Regions from separate parts of the Homo sapiens genome. Here all the other regions are linked to region 4. The links are chromatin loops, found by intact Hi-C in ENCODE. Cell type or tissue: endothelial cell of umbilical vein. All regions are shown on one strand.

Region 1 (5,000 bases), 68 kb before region 4:
TTTAAAATTCCACAGAATAATTTTGCTGGAAAAGGTATAACAGAAAATAACTGAATGGAAAAAAATCACGTTGTTTCAAACAATTATCCCAAGCCAGCTTGGAAGTTACAGTTCTCTTCTCATAGAAGATTTCTTTAGCCACAAGCTACTGGGAATTGTTCAGCCCATTGGCAGCTACACAGAACATTGCCCTTTTCACCCTGTCCAGCACACAAACCTAGACGATTCATAGCTGGAACCTATCTTCAAGAAAGTGATGGCTTTATTGAAGCCAAATGTCCAGACTTTTTCATTTAGACACATGAAGGACCTTCAGTGCTTTTGCCATATAAAAGTGAACCACAGAGACATTCTTAAAAACAACACCCGGAAGCAAATAAAACACCTGAACTTACTGTGTGCAAATTACAGATGCAGACATAGCCTATTTGGCAGTAAGTACATCTCTCTGTCTAGCTCACTCTATCCCTCTTCAGTACTAGCTGTGTGCTTTTTAATATAGTAACTGTACAATAAATATTAGTTGAATGTAGGTGGAAGTAGGATGAGAATGAACAGAAATCAGTGACCAATTCTGTATTTTTCATCTCTTTTGTTTTTTAGAAGAGTCCAGTTTTGTTTTAAGATGAGTGTTCTAATAGGGTGAATTTAAAAATGTAACAGTAGTAAAGAGATTCCTTAATTGCTCATTTAGTTTGATTTGAAGTAAATCTTCCCCAGGCTGAAGTTTTCTACTGTGGGCCAGGAAACCCATGTTTAAACTGTGAACTCGAGTGCTTTATCTTCTTATGCCAGACCTCTGGATAACGTTGGCCTAGTTGTTCTGTTGTTGTTTACTTATTCGAAAGTTATTCTTGTGAAGATGTGGACCATTAACTCAAGAAATCTCTGTTTTTACTTTTTGGTGATTGTCTTACAGGCTATTTTATGATAGTGGTGAACAGCACACAAAACTCCTTCAGACCCTCCCAAGTGAGTTTCCAACACAGACTCTTTCTTCTTGCTCTTTCCACAGATGCTTTCTCATAAGTAGTATCGATTACAGATGTACTTTGATGATGCTGATAAGCTGATAAACAATAATGTGAAATCTCTTTGATATTCTGTTTTGTTTATGGAGATGAAAGATAGCCTGGTTTACCAACATTTTCTTAAGGCAAGCAGGGAATGAAAGCATGTTTACAGTTGGTTCCTGCTCCACTGTGCAGTTTATTTAAGTTGGAAAAATTACCTAAAATAACAAGATGTGCCTTTTGTACCTAGATATAGGCAAGCAGGTCTCTTTACCTACCAGACACCCAAACATTTTCCTTTGAATTTCTATTTTGAATTCCTTGGTTTGCTTTCCGGATTTCTTCCCTGTGTAATCTATAGGATTTATTATGCTGGAATAATTTAAATTCAGAAAAGAAGTTCTGAATTTGAGCATATTTTACATTAGTGTTTATGTTGGACTCTGACTGAAAAATACTCTTTTATCTTCTCTTGAATCAAAGTGTAATGGGTCTTGTGTAATTGAATCGAGGTTCCTTTGCTTATTGTTTTTGTGTATGGGGTTTTTGGACAGTTTCTGAAATTGTACCCTTTTGGAGAGGTTGCCTTTGCGTCATTGTTGGAACTTGTTTGCAGTTGCAAGTCATTTTTGGAGACAGAAAACGTCCCTTGGAAAATATTGTGCTGATTTTTCTTTTTACACAATCTATGAATTGTGGAGCTTGGGTCACAGATTGAATTTTGGCATTCAACTCTCCCAGGACAGGGTAGTATCCAGCTTCATTTTGTGAGTGATTACAGATGCCTTTTTACCATTTGGACTTCCTTGTGTTCTAAATAAATGACCAGTCTGTGAAATTTTAAGCCAAATGGGATACAAAGGGATTCCTGGTTTTTAAAGGGTCATCTTTAATTTTGCATTTAAAAGGCAGCATTGGCTTCATTTTTAGAAATTAAATACGTTATAGCTGTTGCATAATTTACCACCTCCTACCCTCACCTCCCCTTAAATAACTGAAGGAGAAAAATGTGGGTTGATTTTGTATACTTGAATAAGAAATGTGAGAAGAACTTCGGCTTCATCCTGTGACTTGCTCAGATGTCTTTATGTGATCCATAGTATTGTAGAAAAACCTCAGATTCAAATGAAAGATATGGTGAGTGAGTGGGCTGCCTGAGTTTTTTTTTTTTTTTTAATCACACCTATTTTAACTATTTATTTGAAACATGGCAAGTTGAGAATAGTGGGACACCAAGGCACAATTAAGCATCAGGAAATAGCTTCACGTGTTGCCCATTGCATCCTGGACGATTTGGATATAAAACAGAAACAGCTGTGATTCCGAATGTCCTATAAATTTCAAATGTTGGTGTGGCACACTTTATGAGCTGATTTAATAAATAACTTTGCCCGTATGTCTTTGGTGACTTGCTTTCAATTTTCTTTACAAAAATGCAAAATATATGGGGCCCTTTCTTAATGCTAAATGAAAAATTGTGTGCATTTGGCTCTATAAAGCAAAGTAGCCTTGAGATATGGGCTTGCCTAGAAATTGACTACATTTTTGTGGGAGAACGGGTGAAAAGGGCAGTTTCCTGTGTTGCTGCCAAAAGGTCTGAACAATCTGTAGTAGCTTGTGGCTGGAAAACAACTTCTGTGAGGCAAAAACAGCAACTCTAAACTGGCTCTGGATATGTGTGAGAAAATACTCTTTTTTCTACTTGATTATTAGGCTTCATAGAAAATTTCTTTTATAAAGTGAATTTTTAATCTCAACCCCTTGAAAATGGTATTTTAGCTGATTTGGATAAAAGTCTGGGGAAATATATTTGGAGTGAGTGCAAGTGGGAAATAATGTGATACTTAAAAAAAAAGTAGCATTTATATTTTGCTTTTATTATAGCCATGTGCTTGGTTGGTAATCCATGTTTTTCTCCTGCCTTTAGAGTGAAGTAAATTTTGGCATCTTAGGCATGTATTTTACAGGATTGGGTCTTATATATATATATTTTTTTTTTTCTTTAGTTAACTGATTAGAAGTGTGTTTTCTTCTTAGTTCCTCTTGGGCAATGTCTTCCATTTTGTAGTAAAAACATGTTTACAAAATAATATGTGTAACTACTGGTAATTGCCATTTATTAGTACTTACAGTGTGCCAGGCACTGTGCTCATGTTCTTACATTGGTTACACCTTTTACTTCTCTGGATAGGGGAAATAGCTTAGAGAGGGTGTCATGTAGTTAGAAGATAGTTGGAACCGGGATTTGGAGTCCTGTCTATGTGTTGCTAATTATTATTAATACAAAATAGTTACTATTACAAATGTTCATTTTGTAGAATCAAATCAGTTAAAGAAGATTCTTGTAGAATGGGCTTGGATATGTGGAATGAAGATAGAGTTGGTTTGACTTGGTTTTAATGTTTTTACTAAACTCTTTCTTTGTTGCACTTCCGCCATGCCTGAGCACCTGTGTACCTAATCATTTAATGTAATTTTGTGGTCTCAGTTAGCAATTAGCATCACATACACTCAATCATGTTTTTATTTAAATGCTGCAGACTTTGCTTTGCTTTACTTTGTTGGACTTAATTTTCATTTTTTTTCCCTCTTCTATTGGGGATATCTATTGGCTTTTCATTAAAATGCAGGCAGTAGACCAATATGGCATAATCTTTTTCTCATCTCAATATTTTGTCCTATTCATCAACATCAGTTTCTTCTTCATTGTATAGTTAATAAGTAGCCTGATGTTCATCATCTAGTATGGTGGTTCCCAGCCCAGGTGATGTTCCGTAGGGGACATTTTTTATTTCCACAACTTGAAGGTGTGCTAGTGGTATCTAGTATGTGGTAGCCCGCCATGCTGCTAAACATCCTACAGTTCACAGGGACAGCTCCTCACAATAAAATGTTGGTAGTGCGGAGGTTGAGAAACCCTGACTTAGCTAACACAGGGCCCAGGCTAAATCTAATCCGTTAGAAGCTCTGACTTCATGAGATTTTTTTTCATAACAAAACAACTCAGTAGTAACTAGGGAAGCTCCCCCCGCCCCCATCTAGAGTCTCCCTCAGTTGCCCAGCCTGGAGTGCAGTGACTCAGTCTCGGCTCACTGCAGACTCTGCCTCCTGGGTTAAAGTGATTCTCATGCCTCAGCCTCCCGAGTAGCTGGGACTACAGGTGCGTGCCACCACGCCCAGCTAATTTTTGTATTTTTAGTAGAGATGGGGTATTGCCATGTTGGCCAGGCTGGTCTTGAACTCCTGACCTCAAGTGAGCCACCTGCCTTGGTCTCCCAAAGTGCTGGATTATAGGCTTGAGCCACTGTGCTTGGCCTGGAAAGTTGTTCTCTTCTAGAGGTGGAGGAAGAGGATATCCATCTGTTTTCTCACCCAGTCCTAACTTAGCACCCATTTACTGTACACTGGATTCTCTTTCACTTGCTTCCTGTCTTCACCCCTACTTAGGGGAGGTCACCCTTTAAACTGTTACCTGCCATTCTATTAGCCACGGTAGTCGACTGCCTATTAAGAGTGGTACCTGAACTACCTTGGCTTGGGGTGGGAGAGAAGCCAAAGAATGAAAGGAATACCCATCAAAGATATATTTCACTTAAGACAGTTTTGGCTTGAATGAAGGTCCTAGTCTGCCTCTCAGAATTATACTGAGTACCAGAGAATGCAGTTGTGATTAAGACATAAGTTTGAAGTACATGTCTATAGAGTCAAGTGTTGATTTGTAAATAGAAAGCCGAAATACAATGGTTACATGGAATTTTCAGAAGATCTTGAAGAAACTTCTCAGTTAATATCTACAAAATATCCACCTTGTTAGTGGAAAAATGGACTGATTTATTACCTCAGAAGTTCTTGGGCCTACCGTTTGTAATTTTGACTAAATTTGAAAAGTTGAAAAGAGCAACTTGTAGTGGTCTTTTATGCTTGATGCCTTTGCAGGTACTTGGGAATCTGTACCTCCTTTCTTCCCTCCATCCTTTATGAATGGCT
Region 2 (5,000 bases), 52 kb before region 4:
ATTCAGAAATGTGAGCTTATCACCTAATTAATTTCAGCTCATTGCCTGGTTGATTTAACATGTTTATGCAAATGAGAAATACCTGGCAACTATTTTTTGCCAGGAGGTTAGGTTTCTGCCTTTGCTCAGGATATTCTAAAAAGCTGATCTTTCAGTCAGTTAGCTCAGTCTAAAATTTCTTTGATTCTCTAATATCTGCATAATAAAGGGTTGGCTAAGTTATTTTCTTGGGTCCCTTCCAGATCTAAAATTAATATGATTCAGGAGGATTGTATACCCCTCCCAAATTAATTTTAGCATGTTTTCTGGAGACATTTCTAGTTTCTTCTTGCTTTTCTTAGAATTTGATACCTTTTTGAAGCTAGTGACCCAGTAGGCCAATCTTAATCCATGAGAAGCAATCATGCAGGGTGAAGATAGTAAATACCATGCTTCCCCCATTTTCTTGAAAGGAATCTTAAAAGACGACATGAGATTTCTTACTACAAATGTGCCGAAATAATATTTGTTCCAGTAGAGTGCTGTTTGACTTAATATTACAATAACTTTATTGAATCATTAAGATGGTTATCTTGGATAATAGAAAAGTAAGATTATAATGCCTAGAATGGTTTGAAAACTTAGGCATGCTGGATTTTTCTTATTGTTTCTTTCTGCCCAACATATATTAAGTAGAACTTTGTGCAAAAGGGTATGGTTGGTTGCTGTGGTGCATACAGAAATAAGTAAGACAGACTTGCTTGGTAAGGTGGATAAGATGGGCGCATTGGGCCTAGAGTGTAGAAAAGTGCTGAGCTCTGAAAGAGGGGTAGGGGACACTAGGGGATCTGGGAGAGAGAAGAACAGCATTGAGCTGGGGTAGGCAGGGAAGTCTGGCAAAGTCATAGCCTGGTAACTGGACTCTACGGTGGTGCTCGTCATTATGGGCATTCTACTTGGTTGGCTGTCTTTTGAGAAGAGGCTTGAGGATTGAGCCTGGAGACAGTGGCTCTTACCTCCAGAATGATAGCTTTCATCCTGGGCAGAACTGAGTAGAAAGGCTGGAAAAGGAGAGTCAGGCCAGAGTGTGGAGGACTCTATTCGAGGTAGAAGAATTGCTTTCTGGGTTTGCTTTCCTCTCTCAGTGGAGTCACTGAGGTTTCCTGTACAGGTGAATGATATGATCAGAACTGGAGTTCAGGAAGATTAGTTGGGTAGCAGTGTCCTGGGATTCAAAGTAGGATTGACAATTTATGAAACAAATAGTCATAGGGAGAAAAATTTACCTGTTGCTAACTTATTTACTGGTTTTATTTACTGTAATCAGAGTCTACTGTTTGTAACTATGGCTGAAGTTGTTTTTTCACAATATAGAAATCATCAAATAGTTTTTCAGAGTACTGTCCACTGAAGATAACTAAGCACATACACCTCAGATAAAGTGAGGAATAATCAGTTTAGTATCCTGATTATCATCTTTCCCCATCCAGTCTATTCAGATATGCTATTTATTTTGTAATTAATCCTAACTCTCATCATTCCTTCTCTTCGTTTTTTTCCTAAGGCATTCTTAAGCTACTCTTTTAACAGTGTTTTGCAAGTGTTACTTGGTTGATCTTGGGTGGGTGTATCCCAATTTCCCCTACACCCCCAATTCATTAAGCAACTAGCTCCATTTTTGTATGGTGTTATAGGAAAGTTCTTGTCCCATTTTTGAAAAGAATTTGTCCTTAATCCATGTGAAAATTATTTGATTTTCATAGTCTTGGAATTCAAAAGATCTTGGAAAGAAAGTCAAAGTCTCATAGCTAGTAAGTGAAGGAGTTGGAATTGAAACTCAGATCTGTCTGATGCTGAGCTATGTTATATCTCTAAGACTCAATTTCCTTACTTATAAAATGGAGTCATTGGTAGTACATTTCTCATAGAGTGGTCGTGAGAAATTAAATGAAATGATACACATAGATTGCTTATCATAATACTGTTATTGCTTGTTTATAAACTACCTTTTAACAGGAATTATAGAAATACAGTGCTTATGAATCAAATTAATTCAGTTGATAAGTAAGGTTATTTTGTGATTTTTTTTAGTTATAATTTTATTTGCAAACTTAACAGTTGCAATAACTCGATTTTTAAAACATTAGGTGCTCTTATATACAATAATGAGTGAAACTTGTGTCCAATAGTTTCTTTTAATTCTTCCCTACAGACTGTCATTCTCCATGTTTAGCTCTGTTTTGTGTTAATTTTCACTGCCTTTTCCCCCCTGAAATGCAATAGTCCTGTAGTGTCCTACTGGAAACATTGTTCTCTTTGTTAGGGCTAAAGAAGTGCCTTTGTCACTCCTTTGAGACATTCTGCAGATGCCATTTTGCAGTCCTGAAAAACACGTCCCTGTCCGCCTTGTGCTGTGTTAAATTGTGCGTGTATTGTGCTTGATATTTTAATGAAGTCGTAGAGAAAATTTGACAGTAACAGTTGTCATATAACAAAGAAAGGCTCTTTCTTGATCTAATGTAGATATGTGTTCCCTGATCCCTTCGTAGCTCTGTGTGGTCTGAAAGTAGATCCCCCCTGCACTTAGATGTGACCTCAGATGGTTGATGCTTTTTGACTACCTTCATAGGAAACTGTTAAAACAACTTCTGAGCAGGAACTCTTAAGTCTTTTGTTGATGTGCATTGCTTTTTAAAGACCTCTTAATTTACATGATCTTAATAGCGTTTTAAGTGGCAAGTACACTCTCTAATTTGCTAAGTGGCTTTAATCCTTGTATGAAGAACTGAGGGAAAAATCTCCTGGGAAATTGCTGTGATAAAATCCAGGAAATTCCTTTCATTCTTTTAAATCCAGTTCAAATCTAACTTAAAGAAAAGTCCTCTAATGTAACAGTGTCTGAAAGCTTCTCAGAGTCCAGTGATTTCTTGTGTATAGTGCCAAGCTCAAAGAGGAATAGTATGAATGTACCTCTGTGTTTTTGGTAAATCTATACCACATGGCACAATACCAATTTATTATAACTTTGCTGGGACTTAGTTATCCTGTTTTGTACTGCCCTTAAAACTGTTAAGGAGTATAGAGTTAAAGGGAGAAAACCCTACATTTTTCCATTTTAATGGACTTTATTTAAATTTTTGAAAATTATAACACATGTTCAGTGCAGAAAACTTGGTAACAGAAAAATGCAAATAAAGCAAAATTTCCAGGTACCCACATTTCAGGAATAATTACCGTTACCATTTTGGTTGAACATTTCCAGTCTCTTGTCTGTGAATATGTTCACATAGGTTAAAGCAACAGCATTATCCTTTTAAATTCACTTGTTTTCCCTTTGCAAAATAGGGTGATGCATTGCCACAAATTCTTAAGGTAGTAGAACTTAATTTTGGAAGTGTTAATCTATAGGGCATTCATTCATTCATTCATTAGATGGACTCATTTGAAAGTTCACAGTTTGTAGAAAGTGTGTACATTTATTGCCTACAGAAGATGTGCATCAGAAAGACATAGGCTAGTCATTTTGGATGTTTTCCAGGATCATATAAGTGTAACAAGTCTATATTATAACTCTTAAGAAGGCTTTGAAACAAGTAAAGATCAGATCACATAAGCCCTGACCCGTCCTGGAGGGGCCAGCTCACTGATTTCCAACAAGAGCTGATCTGTGCTGGCCTGACTCCTGTCATCTGGGGCAGAGGTACACAGGGGTTCCAGTGTTTGTTTATGTCTGGGCATCAGTTGGGCTTGTTTTATAGAATGATTCCAAGCTCTTGGTCATGCCATTCCATCTGTGTCTTTTAAAGATAAATACACAATTGGTATAGGACAGATCCTGTTACAGTAAACTTTATGGCAGAAACCAACTCTTTATATGGATGTTCTTTTGTAACTAAGGGGTATAAGTGAGAGGAAACCCTCCAAGGAGACTCAGATACTGGGGCCAGTCCCTCTCCAAAGAAGAGACAGAGTATCTCTGGCTCCCTTATTACTCTGAGGTCCAGTGGGAAGAATATTTACTTATGATATACAGATAATAGAACAGGAAAAACAAGTTTCCTTATCTATTCATAACTGTGCTATTGAATTTATATGTTCCAATATGGTTAACCTGGAATTTTAGGGGACAGTGGGAGGAGATAGAAAAGGATTGGGAAGGAGGATATGACAGCGTTCCAAAATATGGCTGAACTCAAACTGCTTGAACAGAGCTAGTGTAAATCATGGGAGTGAGGCTGACCATAGGAGGAGGAAAGGATCAGGCAGATCATGACAAAGGGAAAGTTAGCTATGGCAGCTAAGTTAATTTTTATGAGTGCTACATTTCACATTTTGGTTCAGATATATACTATGTACTATGAACCCCGAATATCTGAGACAGGTCTCAGTCAATTTAGAAAGCTTGTTTTGCCAAGGTTGAAGACCTGCACCCATGACGCAGCCCCAGGAGGTCCTGAAGACATGTGCCCGTGGTGGTCAGAGCACAGTTTGGTTTTATACATTTTATTTTATTATTATTTTTGAGACAGGGTCTCACTCTGTCACCCAGGCTGGAGTGGTTTCACCATATTGGCCAGGCTGGACTCGAATTCCTGACCTCAGGTGATCTGCCTGCCTAGGCCTCCCAGAGTGCTGGGATTACAGGCATGAGCCACTGTGCCTGGCCTGTTTTTTTTGTTTGTTTTTTTGAGACGGAGTCTCGCTTAGTCGCCCAGGCTGGAGTGCTGTGGTGCGATCTCGGCTCACTGCAAGCTCCGCCTCCCAGGTTCATGCCATTCTCCTCCTCAGCCTCCCGAGTAGCTGGGACTACAGGCGCCCATCACCACACCTGGCTAATTTTTTGTATTTTTGGTAGAGATGGGGTTCCACCGTGTTAGCCAGGATGGTCTTGATCTCCTGACCTCGTGATCCACCCGCCTTGGCCTCCCAAAGTGCTGGGATTACAGGTGTGAGCCACCACGCCTGGCCGGCCTGTTTTATGTATTTTAGAGAGACCTAAGACATCAGTCAACATATGTAGG
Region 3 (5,000 bases), 170 kb before region 4:
ATTTTTACCTCTTTTGGGGTGATTAAAATATTTTAGCTTTCATTATAAATAATTCTCTTACGAGATAGTTAACACTTTAAGGGAGTCTAACACTTTGCTTAGCACATAGGACAGATTTGATTTTTTTTCCAAAATAAATGATGAATTGACTGATCCATGTTCACACACCGAGGCCTCATTTCATCTGTGCTAAAAATGTGAAGTAGCAAATCCAGGAAATTTCCAGATAATTAAAAAAATTAATTGATTTTCTAGCAATTTCCTGACCAAAGCCTTGAAGAAACTACACTTCTTTTTTTTTTTCTTTTTTCTTTTTTTTTTTTTTGAGACACAGTCTGGCTCTGTTGCCCAGGCTGGAGTGCAGTGGCACAATTTTGGCTCACTGCAACCTTTGCCTCCTGGGTTCAAGGGATTCTCGTGTCTCGGCCTCCAGAGTAGCTGGGACTACAAGTGTGTGCACCACACCTAGCTAATTTTTTATAGTTTTAGTAGAGACAGAGTTTTGCCATGTTGGCCAGGCTGGTCTCGAACTCCTGATCTCAGGTGATCCACCCGTCTCGGCCTCCCAAAGTGCTGGGATTACAGGTGTAAGCCACCATTCCCAGCCTTCTCTTTTTTCTTAATCAATATTTGCCTCATTTTCTCTGTGGAAATGTGACTTTCATAGATCCCAGGGTTGAATCTCAAAGTGTTTGCCCCCAAGACCTTGATGTAATCGGACAAAAGGAAGAAACGCATCATTGGCTTCATTCCACTGTCTGGAGGGCTTAGCACTTTATATCCCTCAACCCTGGCCTCTGGTGTACTCTCCACAATTACTGGGCTCTTGTTTGTTGACCCCTCTCCAATGTATTTGACTTATTTTGGATTGATTGCGTCCCCCCTGCAACCCCTTCATTCCATTTTTTCTCCTCTTCTAATTTGGAAGTGATATTCTCTATGTTGATTGTTTTAAAGGAGTTATCCTAAATAATTAACAGGCATACTTAAAAAAATCTAAAGTTAATGTCTTTACCTTCTCCCCAAATAACACAAGGACCTTCAAAAATTTTAACTTCGACTACTGCCCTGAATTATATGCTGTTATAATCTCTCTTCTCTCTGACAATTGTTAAAAATCATCTCTTTATCTTTGGAGCTTTATAGTTTTAGCAATCTAAGCATGAATTTATTTTACTTATTCTGCTTGAAAACATTGGGCTTCCTGATTCTGAAAACTGGTATCTCTCAAAAGTTTAGAAAAAGCACCCATTTGCTATTTTATTATTGTCTATTTCCCCATAATCTTTTTCTTTCCTTCTTCCAGAACTCTAATTATGTTACGAAGTCTGACTTTGTCCTCAATTCCCTTTAGACTCTCTATACAATAGTTCCCCCTTCTCTGTGGTTTCACTTTCCATGTTCAGTTACTCACAGAACAGTACAATATATCTTAATATTTTGAAAGAGGCGAGGTGTGATGGCTCACACCTGTAATCCCAGCACTTTGGGAGGTTGAGGCAGGCGCATCACTTGAGGTAAGGAGTTCAAGACCAGCCTGGCCAACATAGTGAAATCTTTTCTCTACCAAAAACACAAAAATTAGCTGGGTGTGGTGGCATATGCCTATAATCCCAGCTACTTGGGAGGCTGAGGCATGAGAATCACTTGAACCCTAGAGGCAGAAGTTGCAGTGAGCCCAGATTGTGCCACTGCACTCCAGCCTGGGCAACAGAGTGAGATTCTGTCTCAAAAACCAAGAAAAAAAAGATATTTTGAAAGAGAGGGAAAGACCACATTCACATAATTTTTATTATAGTATATTGTTACAATTGTTCTGTTTTATTTTTAGTTATTGGTGTTAATCTCTTACTGTGCCCAATTTATAAATTAAACTTTATCATAGGTACATATGTATAGGAAAAAACAGTCTTATATATGTAAGATTTAGTACTATTTGCAGTTTCAGGCTTCCACTGGGGGGTCTTAGAACATATTCCCCTCAGATAAAGGGGGACTACTGTATTTTCCAACTCTTTGTTTCTCTGAGCGTAATTTTAAACAAGCCCATTAAATGTTTCCTCCAGTTCACTAATCCTTTCTTCAGCTTTGTCTAATATGCTATTTCTCCAGCTTTTGAATTTTGAACTTCAGGTATTATATTTTTCATTCCTAGGCCATCCATTTGGTTCTTTTTCAAATCTACTTGAATTTTTTCTAGTCTATTGTTCCTGTTTGCAGGTTTTTACTTCTTTAAACATACTAACCACATTATTTTCTAGTCTATATTTGATCATTCTAATATCTGAAATCTTTGCATATTTTATTATAATAACCTTTCTGGCTTTCTTTCTGGTTCATACTTACATTACCTTTATTTCTTATATGTTTTGTGTTTTTTTTTTTTCATTGTGAGCTTGTATTCGATCTTTATCTGAGGAAATTCTTTGAAGCCTGGTTTGAAGTTGCATTCCTCCAAAAAGAATATCGTTTTATTTGTGTCACCAGGGGGCACTATTAACCTGGAACAACTTAAATTCCTTACTTGGCGTTTCATACTACATTGGTAGGGTTGCCAAATAGAATACAGGGCATCCAGTTATGTTTACATTTCAAATAAACAAGAAATTATTTTTTGTGCAATATTTGGGACATACTTATACTAAAAAGTATTCATTGTTTATCTGAATTCAAGTTTAACTACGGATGCTCTATTTTTATTTGCTAAATTTTGCAGCGCTATGCATCACTAGCTTGAATCTGGCTTTAGACCCACATAAGCACTTGGTTGAGTTTATGAATTCTCAGAGAATTTTTTTTCCTCTTCTCCCAGGGCAAAAGTTGAGAGAGGCAAGTTTTCAATGTCTTCTTCTTTAGATAGACATATTTCTTGCTCACTTGTATACTGAGAGTGTTGCCATTAGAAACTTAGCTCTATGCAGGGATCACCTATTAGATTCCTCACCATAGGCCGATCTGTTATCCTCTGCATACCATTTCTCAAAATGTAAATTCAAGGTCCCTTAGGTTGACCCTTAGGGTGAAAACGTGCCTCAGAAATCATTTACCTTTCAGGAGTCTTTTCTTTTCTTTTTTTCTTTGTTGTTGTTTCCATAGATTCCTTACAGTTTTGCCTGCTATATAAAAGCATTTAACATATTATTTATATAGTATATTCAGTACTTGGAGGTTTTTTCAGGCGGCCAGTAGGAGAGAAGGTATTGGGAGTGGGGCCATTCAGAGTATCTCAAATGCTATTCCATCAGAACTAGATATCCTTCAATCCATTCCTGCTGAATCTGCCTTCTGGTATTCTTGGTGTCTCCTTGAAGTTACAGTGTTCCACAACAGTACGTGGGTCTATTCCAGAGTAGTTAGTATCGTGTGTCTTTGCTTTCATACTCTGCAAAAACTGGTGATCTCTCCAGTGACAGAGTACAAGACCTTGCTCTAAGCTCAATCTAATGACTTGGGCATGGTACCACATTAATTTCCTACCAGTGCTCTTTCTCTGAGGCTAGAATCTAGTTCCCTGTGACCTAAATTCTTGGGGAGTTCTACAGTGTATTAATCTAATGCTGCCACCACCACTACCTCAATACCTCAGCATGTCTTCTGAGTTAGTCCTCAGGAATCCCATTCAAACTGGTGTGTCTTAACTACAGTTTCTGGAAACACACCTAAGATTCCACATGGGATTAGCCTTAGATTAGTTTTTTAGTTTCTTTTAGGAAGATCAGTTTTCAGATCAGGATTAGATTCCACTGGGCAACTCTACCTTCATGGGTGAGTGACTAGCAGCTTCTTCCTCGTCCCTATCAGTCCCAGTGTCAGAGGTTTAGTTTGTCTTTCTTCCAGGCCCACCCAGCACAATACACCTTCAGTGGTGTGCTAGAGCTGGCTTATACCAGATTGCAAGAGTCAACTTTTAAACTTTCAGGAATCTTGAGTGCTGGTTATTAAGTCCAGCTATTATTAAAAATTAAATTAGGGAGACATAATCAAATAAATTATATTTAAAACAATGGTAACTATAAAACTCTTAGAAGAAAACATAGGAGTTAATCTCTCTGCTTTGGATTAGGCAATGATTTTTTAAATACGACATGACATCAAAAGTGCAAACCACAAAAGAAAAATTAAATAGGCCGGGCGCAATGGCTCATGCCTATAATCCCAGCACTTTGGGAGGCTGAGGTGGGCAGATTACTTCAGGTCGGGAGTTCGAGACCAGCCTGACCAACATGGAGAAACCCCACCTCTACTAAAAATACAAAAATTAGCTCGGTATGGTGGCGCATGCCTGTAATCCCAGCTACTCAGGAGGCTGAAGCAGGAGAATCGCCTGAACCCAGGAGGTGGAGATTGCAGTGAGCCGAGATTGCGCCATTGCACTCCAGCCTAGGCAACAAAAGCAAAACTCCATCTCAAAAAAATATAACTAAAACTAAAATAAATACATAAATCAAAATTTAAAAGTTTCATGCTTCAAAGGACACTATCAAGAAAGTGAAAGTACAGCCGATATAATGGGAGAAAATATTTGCAAATCATACAAGGGCCTTCAAAAAGTTCATGGAAAATGCATATTATGAAAACATTATGCATGGATTTCAAGTTGTTTTTGCACCAAAATAAACTCATACTAACTTGTTATAAAATATCTGAAGAGGATCTACATTGGGACACTAAGAAGGCTAAGACATCAGTTTGAAAAGAGCTTCTATCAGAGCAATATGACTTCTGCTAAAATTGAAGCAAGAATAAACATCAAATTTATGGTGAAATTTTGGTGAGAGAATGGTGAAATCATTAATGATTTACAAAAAGTTAACGAGAACAATTTCCCAAAGAAATCAGCAGTTTACAAATGGATAACTTGGTTTAAGAAGGGATGAGACAATTTTAAAGAAAAAGCCTACAGTGGGAGACCATCACATCAATTTTCAAGGAAAAAAATTAATCTTGCTCTTGCCCTATCTGAAGAGGATTGACAAATAACAGCAGAAACAATATCAATA
Region 4 (5,000 bases):
AATTATATTCCCCATTTTATTGCATTTTCCTTTTATACAAGTTTTCCTCTTATTTTGATTTTCCCGTTGCTTGCTTAGTATCATTAGTTTGGGTCTGTTACTCATCAGACCTGTTCTTGTTTCCTCCTCAGGAGTGGAGCCCAGAGTACAGCCATCATGGGGTTGAGCAGGCTAATGTTTCCCAATTCCAGTGTTGACCTTAGGCAGATTGGATGATATGCTGATGCTGCTTATCGGTGGTTCTGTATCTCTACACCGGAAATCACCGTCTGAGGACTATTTGGGGAAGTAGATATGGGAAACTGTAGCTATTAATGAACTTTTGAGCACTCAAGGAAGGAGAATAGAATATGGGAAAGAAATACTTGTATTTGGTTTGAGAGAATAGATTTGTTTCCATCTGTTTACTCTCAGCAAATATTGTATTTCTTTATGGCTCTTCAGAGGACTGTAGTTATTGTTTGTTCTTTTTCTTTCTATATGTACATGTGTCTAATTTTCAATTAAACCTTGATATAACATGCCCACTGAAGAAGACCTAATTGTCTTCACTTAGGGTGTTTACAACAATGGAGAGAAGCCACTCAAAGCATGGGCTGTGCAGGAAGTCATGAGGTGATAGCTTGGCTTACAGGGATCTTATAGAGAGTAGGGTGAGGTTCTAAAAGGCCTCAAATGCCAGGATGAGAAGATTAAAACTGATCCATAGCAAAAAGGAGCTGCTTAGTAATGGACCAGAGGTTGTAAAGTCATTGGTATACAGGACCTAGCAAAGTCAAGGGCGCTGTTTAGATTTTGGAACATTGTAGCTAGCTATATGGCTGCAGTAATTTAAGGGGCTGGGGGGGGGGTCTTCTTTATTCAGTGCATTGCTTATGATGCACATCAGTGGTCTCTATAGATAATTTTTTTTTGTGATGCGATTAGAACATTGGGTATGTTAGGCACTTTCCTGTTCTTGTTACCTATCAGTACCTTTGGTCAACAAAAGTACCCCCTTTAAACCATTTAATGTGAATATTGCTATATCAATGGAATAATTTTTTTAAAATCAAAAAACATAATTCATGGGGGCATTTTTGTTTGACATCTGAACATCATCTCTGCTTCCTAGCTTACTCACTCTATATAATTAATATATTCTGTATAATCTATATTAACATGTTGTTATATATTTATATGTATTTTATGTGTCTATATCCCCATGTATCTGTTCATATCCCTTCTTTCTCCCCTCATCCTCTACTTTTTATGGCTTCCTGTTTCCACATTGTTTTTCCTGTGGGCTATCAACCTATTCTTTATCTCCTAAACTTCAGGAATTAGATAAAGACAACTGTCCAAGGAACCAATACAGTACTGTTTTTAAAAACAAATCGCCATCTTTGAAATTTGTGTTCTTTTAAGGAAAGAGGGCATTTGCTAATATTAAGTGGATAAAAAATTTTTATGCCACACAGAATTTTCTGGATTCCCCAAGGCTGGAAATAATAAATGAACATAAACATTGAGTAACAGTGCATTTTTAAATGATGATTATAGTTAAGTTAAAAAAAATACTATGGAAATGGCCCAACTTTAATGTTATTTTTGGCTTATGTAACAATAGGTTTATTGCTAAGCCATGCGTTAATTTTGACCTGAGGCCTAGGCTCTCTTTGTGCATTTGTTCCAAATCTTTGTGGTAGGTACTGTTTCATTGTTGTCACTGATAATTACAATTTACATTCTATACTAATTTATCATCTATTGATAGTCAACTGAGATCTCAAAAATTTTTCGAAAAAACTTTGAAGATTTTTTAATGAAGAAACTTTATAACTTGATTTTTTTGGAAATGTTTTTATCTCATTGAGATATTTAAATGGTATGTGCCAACCTTCTTTGGTTCCAGAGTTAAATTGTAGAGAATTTTTGGGTGTCTCTTGGATCCTGCATGTTTACTTCAGGGACTTGACTCTAGCACTCTTTATGATGTTGCTGCTAAGGTCATTTACATACTCAGTGTGTTAAAACAGCAGAGCTCTTTCCTCTAAGCGGGGGAAAAAAACAATAAGGTTTAGTTGAAGCCATGGATATAAAGTCAGGCGATCTATGTTTACTTTTCTTTTTACTCTTTGGGTATCTTGGGGGAGTCACTTCCTCTCTTCTATTCTCAGATTGCAAAGAGAATGAAAATATTTGCTTCCTCCATTTCTAGAATTGAGCTGGTTTTACTACAACTGATAAGTCGGTATATGTGTTTTAAAGTTTGCAAATAAGTGTGAAAGTTCCTGCAAGACTTTGGAAGCTTGAGTGAATGTGCATTCTGAGTTAGAGTTGCTCACATTTTCCTCTGGCATCTCAAAGTTGTTCCCACATGTTGATTTTGTCTGAGAATCAAGGGCATTGTTTCTGCCTACACAGGAATGTCAGTACCGTTTTTTCTTAGTTATGAATAAGGCTAACAATGTAGGCTCTCTTCATCAGTGTTCTGTTGATAAAAGTATTTCTCAGAGAGCAGAATGTGTCGAGGTCTTTTTGCCTTTCTTGTGTTGAGTTCGGGTCTCGGAAATCCAATTTGCTATCATTACTTTGAGTGTGTTTTATTTGCTTGTTTGTTTATTGTTGTTTCTTTTCACCCTCCAAGGTGGTATTTCAGACCTATAGTACTGACACTTACTAAGTTTACTAGTTAAACAGTTTCAACTATCTACATATTTGTAGAGGATCTGGAAGTTATGGCACTCTATAAGATTCCATAAAAATAGTGGCAGATTTATATGTCATTTTGGGAACTAGGAATAATTTAATGGGCATGTATTATGTGCAATTTAAAATTCCAGTGACATTGGTCAAGGTGGCATGTCTTTATCCTTTTAGCTTAAAACAGGATTTAGGGTGGTAATTCTATTCAAAACTTAATTTGTATTTACTAAATGGGAAAAGACTGCCGTGCCATGTAAGTGATAGAATATTTTGGTCCAGCTTGAAGAACACAAGGAGCTCACAGCAGCAGAGCCTGGCCTCATAATCAAGTCACTCCTTAGCTGGACCTCGGCCCCCCTCCCTCCTCCACTCTTGGTCACGTATAACCTCAGGCTATCTTTTGACCTCTGTTACCACTTGATTTTCTGAGTCTTCCCTTGTGTCAAGTTGGTCCTCTAATCAGACATATGCTGAGTTGCCTGGCCTTCCTTCCAGTTTCTGACCCTACCAACTCCACATTTTGCTTTCCCCATCACATGATTCCTGCCTATCTTAGTTTCCAACTCAAATCCAGCTCTCAGAATGTTCTTTTCTTCCTTGGAACTTGTTTGCACCATTAGTTTGGCAATTAAGCATGCACTGCCTTGTGAAAGACTCTCTTGTATTGCTGTGTTGAACAACTGCTAAACTCTTGTATTGTTTGATTTTTCTCATGCTGATGTTGTTTCTTCACCTGGTTTATTATTAGTTTCTCTGGAAAAATAACTTTCTTCTCTCTCCCCATAGAGTCTTAACGGAGGACTTTGCCTAAAATACTTCTCATAGAAAGTAATTTTGATTTATTTCCCTGTACTTTCTTGTACATTTATAAAGTTTTTATCTTTCTATCCAAGATAAATGATAGCATTTGTTTATTTATGTTCCTAAGTCTTCTCTCCATCCCCTCTAATTAGAAAACAAAGATTTGGGCATTTGTGTGTGTGTGTGTGTGTGTGTGTGTGTGTGTGTATGTGTGTGTATGTACGTATATATATATAATCCACCCACCCTCATCATTGCGACTGCTGTCCATTATTGCCCTGCTTTTCAGATGCTTGGAAACAGCAGACCGACTTGTTATATAAATACTTCAAAGGCTTATTGTAAATGAAAACTATTATGTTTCTACAAAAGATTGTGAAACTCTAGGCATGAGAGCCATATAGAAGTTACTATGGTGTGACCCTGGCCCTTTAGGAGCTCACATTCACAGCTCAGAGGGAATTGCAGGCTCCCGGAAGCTCTGTTCTTTCACTTCTGTTGGAGCTGCTATCAGACCAGGTTGTTTGCTGGCTGGGCGTAGGCTGGGCTTGAAGATACTATAATTCTTATTCTTTGTCCCTTGTTTTCTAATAATGCCTCCTCTTCTCTTGAGGAAACTAAAGAATGATAGGCCATTTTATTTCTCAGCATTCGAGGAATTCTTTCACATGCTTTTTTTCTTCTCTGTCTTCTCCACATTTGGTTTCAAAACCAGGGGATTACTTTGTTTGCCCCTGCATCACTGGTATTTTAAAAGCATTAAACTTGAAAGTAATTTCTAACTGTGAGCAGCCATCCTGACATACTTTTGAAGAAACTGTCCACCTCTTGCTGGATAGGCATGCTACACACTGGCAGCCATGCCAACTCCTTGGTGATTTACCACTTAGTAAGTTTTTACCCTCATCAGAGGGTGGTAGTAGAACAGGAACTAGATCTTTGAATTATTTCTCTGTTTTGGAATGAAAATTACTTCAGGGTCGAGTAAGGTTAGAAATGTTGGGAAAAGTTATTTTCAGAATAAAATTTATGCTTTAAAATCAGTTTGGACACATTTTTGTTACTTTAAAATATGTACTCACGCCAGTTAGAATGGCGATCATTAAAAAGTCAGGAGACAACAGATGCTGGAGAGGATGTGGAGAAATAGGAACGCTTTTACACTGTTGGTGGGAGCATGAATTAGTTCAACCATTGTGGAAGACAGTGTGGAAGATCCTTAAGGATCTAGAACCAGAAATACCATTTGACCCAGCAATCCCATTACTGGGTATATACCCAAAGGATTATCAATCATTCTACCAAAAAGACACATGCACATGTATGTTTATTGCAGCACTATTCACAGTAGCAAAGACTTGGAACCAACCCAAATGCCCATCAATGATAGACTGGATAAAGAAAATGTGGCACATATACACCGTAGAATACTATGCAGCCATAAAAAAGCATCAGTTCGTGTCCTTTGCAGGGACATGGATGAAGCTGGAAACCATCATTCTCAGCAAAAC

What was found. Hi-C counts contacts between places; a loop is a spot of excess contacts. Peaks named below come from ENCODE experiments on the same cell type or tissue, not always from the same donor. Only the 100,000 strongest peaks of a DNase experiment are listed, where the experiment ranks them.
Region 1: a loop joins it to region 4, with 1.9 times the contacts of the local background. A loop is called at or near these places in 6 of 110 quality-filtered maps.
Region 2: a loop joins it to region 4, with 2.2 times the contacts of the local background. A loop is called at or near these places in 5 of 110 quality-filtered maps.
Region 3: it touches region 4 in a loop (2.7-fold over the local background); 2 of 110 quality-filtered maps call a loop at or near these places.

The regions. Positions count from the first base shown.
Region 1 is chr6:131,011,253-131,016,252 of GRCh38, reverse strand. The region is part of intron 1 of EPB41L2 (erythrocyte membrane protein band 4.1 like 2); the gene reads left to right. Among named protein-coding and RNA genes, the nearest start is that of EPB41L2, 49 kb to the left of the region's middle. RefSeq lists an enhancer at 70-239. In endothelial cell of umbilical vein, no CTCF peak of the experiment used is centred here; DNase peaks (open chromatin) are centred at 212, 852 and 2,582; H3K27ac peaks cover 2,431 bases.
Region 2 is chr6:130,995,002-131,000,001 of GRCh38, reverse strand. All of the region lies in intron 1 of EPB41L2 (erythrocyte membrane protein band 4.1 like 2), which reads left to right. Among named protein-coding and RNA genes, the nearest start is that of EPB41L2, 66 kb to the left of the region's middle. In endothelial cell of umbilical vein, no CTCF peak of the experiment used is centred here; a DNase peak (open chromatin) is centred at 2,701.
Region 3 is chr6:131,114,452-131,119,451 of GRCh38, reverse strand. The region is part of intron 2 of LOC102723445 (a long non-coding RNA gene); the gene reads left to right. Among named protein-coding and RNA genes, the nearest start is that of AKAP7, 19 kb to the left of the region's middle. In endothelial cell of umbilical vein, CTCF peaks have their summits at 2,277 and 2,482 (motif pointing right); a DNase peak (open chromatin) is centred at 2,521.
Region 4 is chr6:130,942,869-130,947,868 of GRCh38, reverse strand. All of the region lies in intron 3 of EPB41L2 (erythrocyte membrane protein band 4.1 like 2), which reads left to right. Among named protein-coding and RNA genes, the nearest start is that of EPB41L2, 120 kb to the left of the region's middle. In endothelial cell of umbilical vein, no CTCF peak of the experiment used is centred here; DNase peaks (open chromatin) are centred at 1,558 and 2,248; H3K27ac peaks cover 1,465 bases.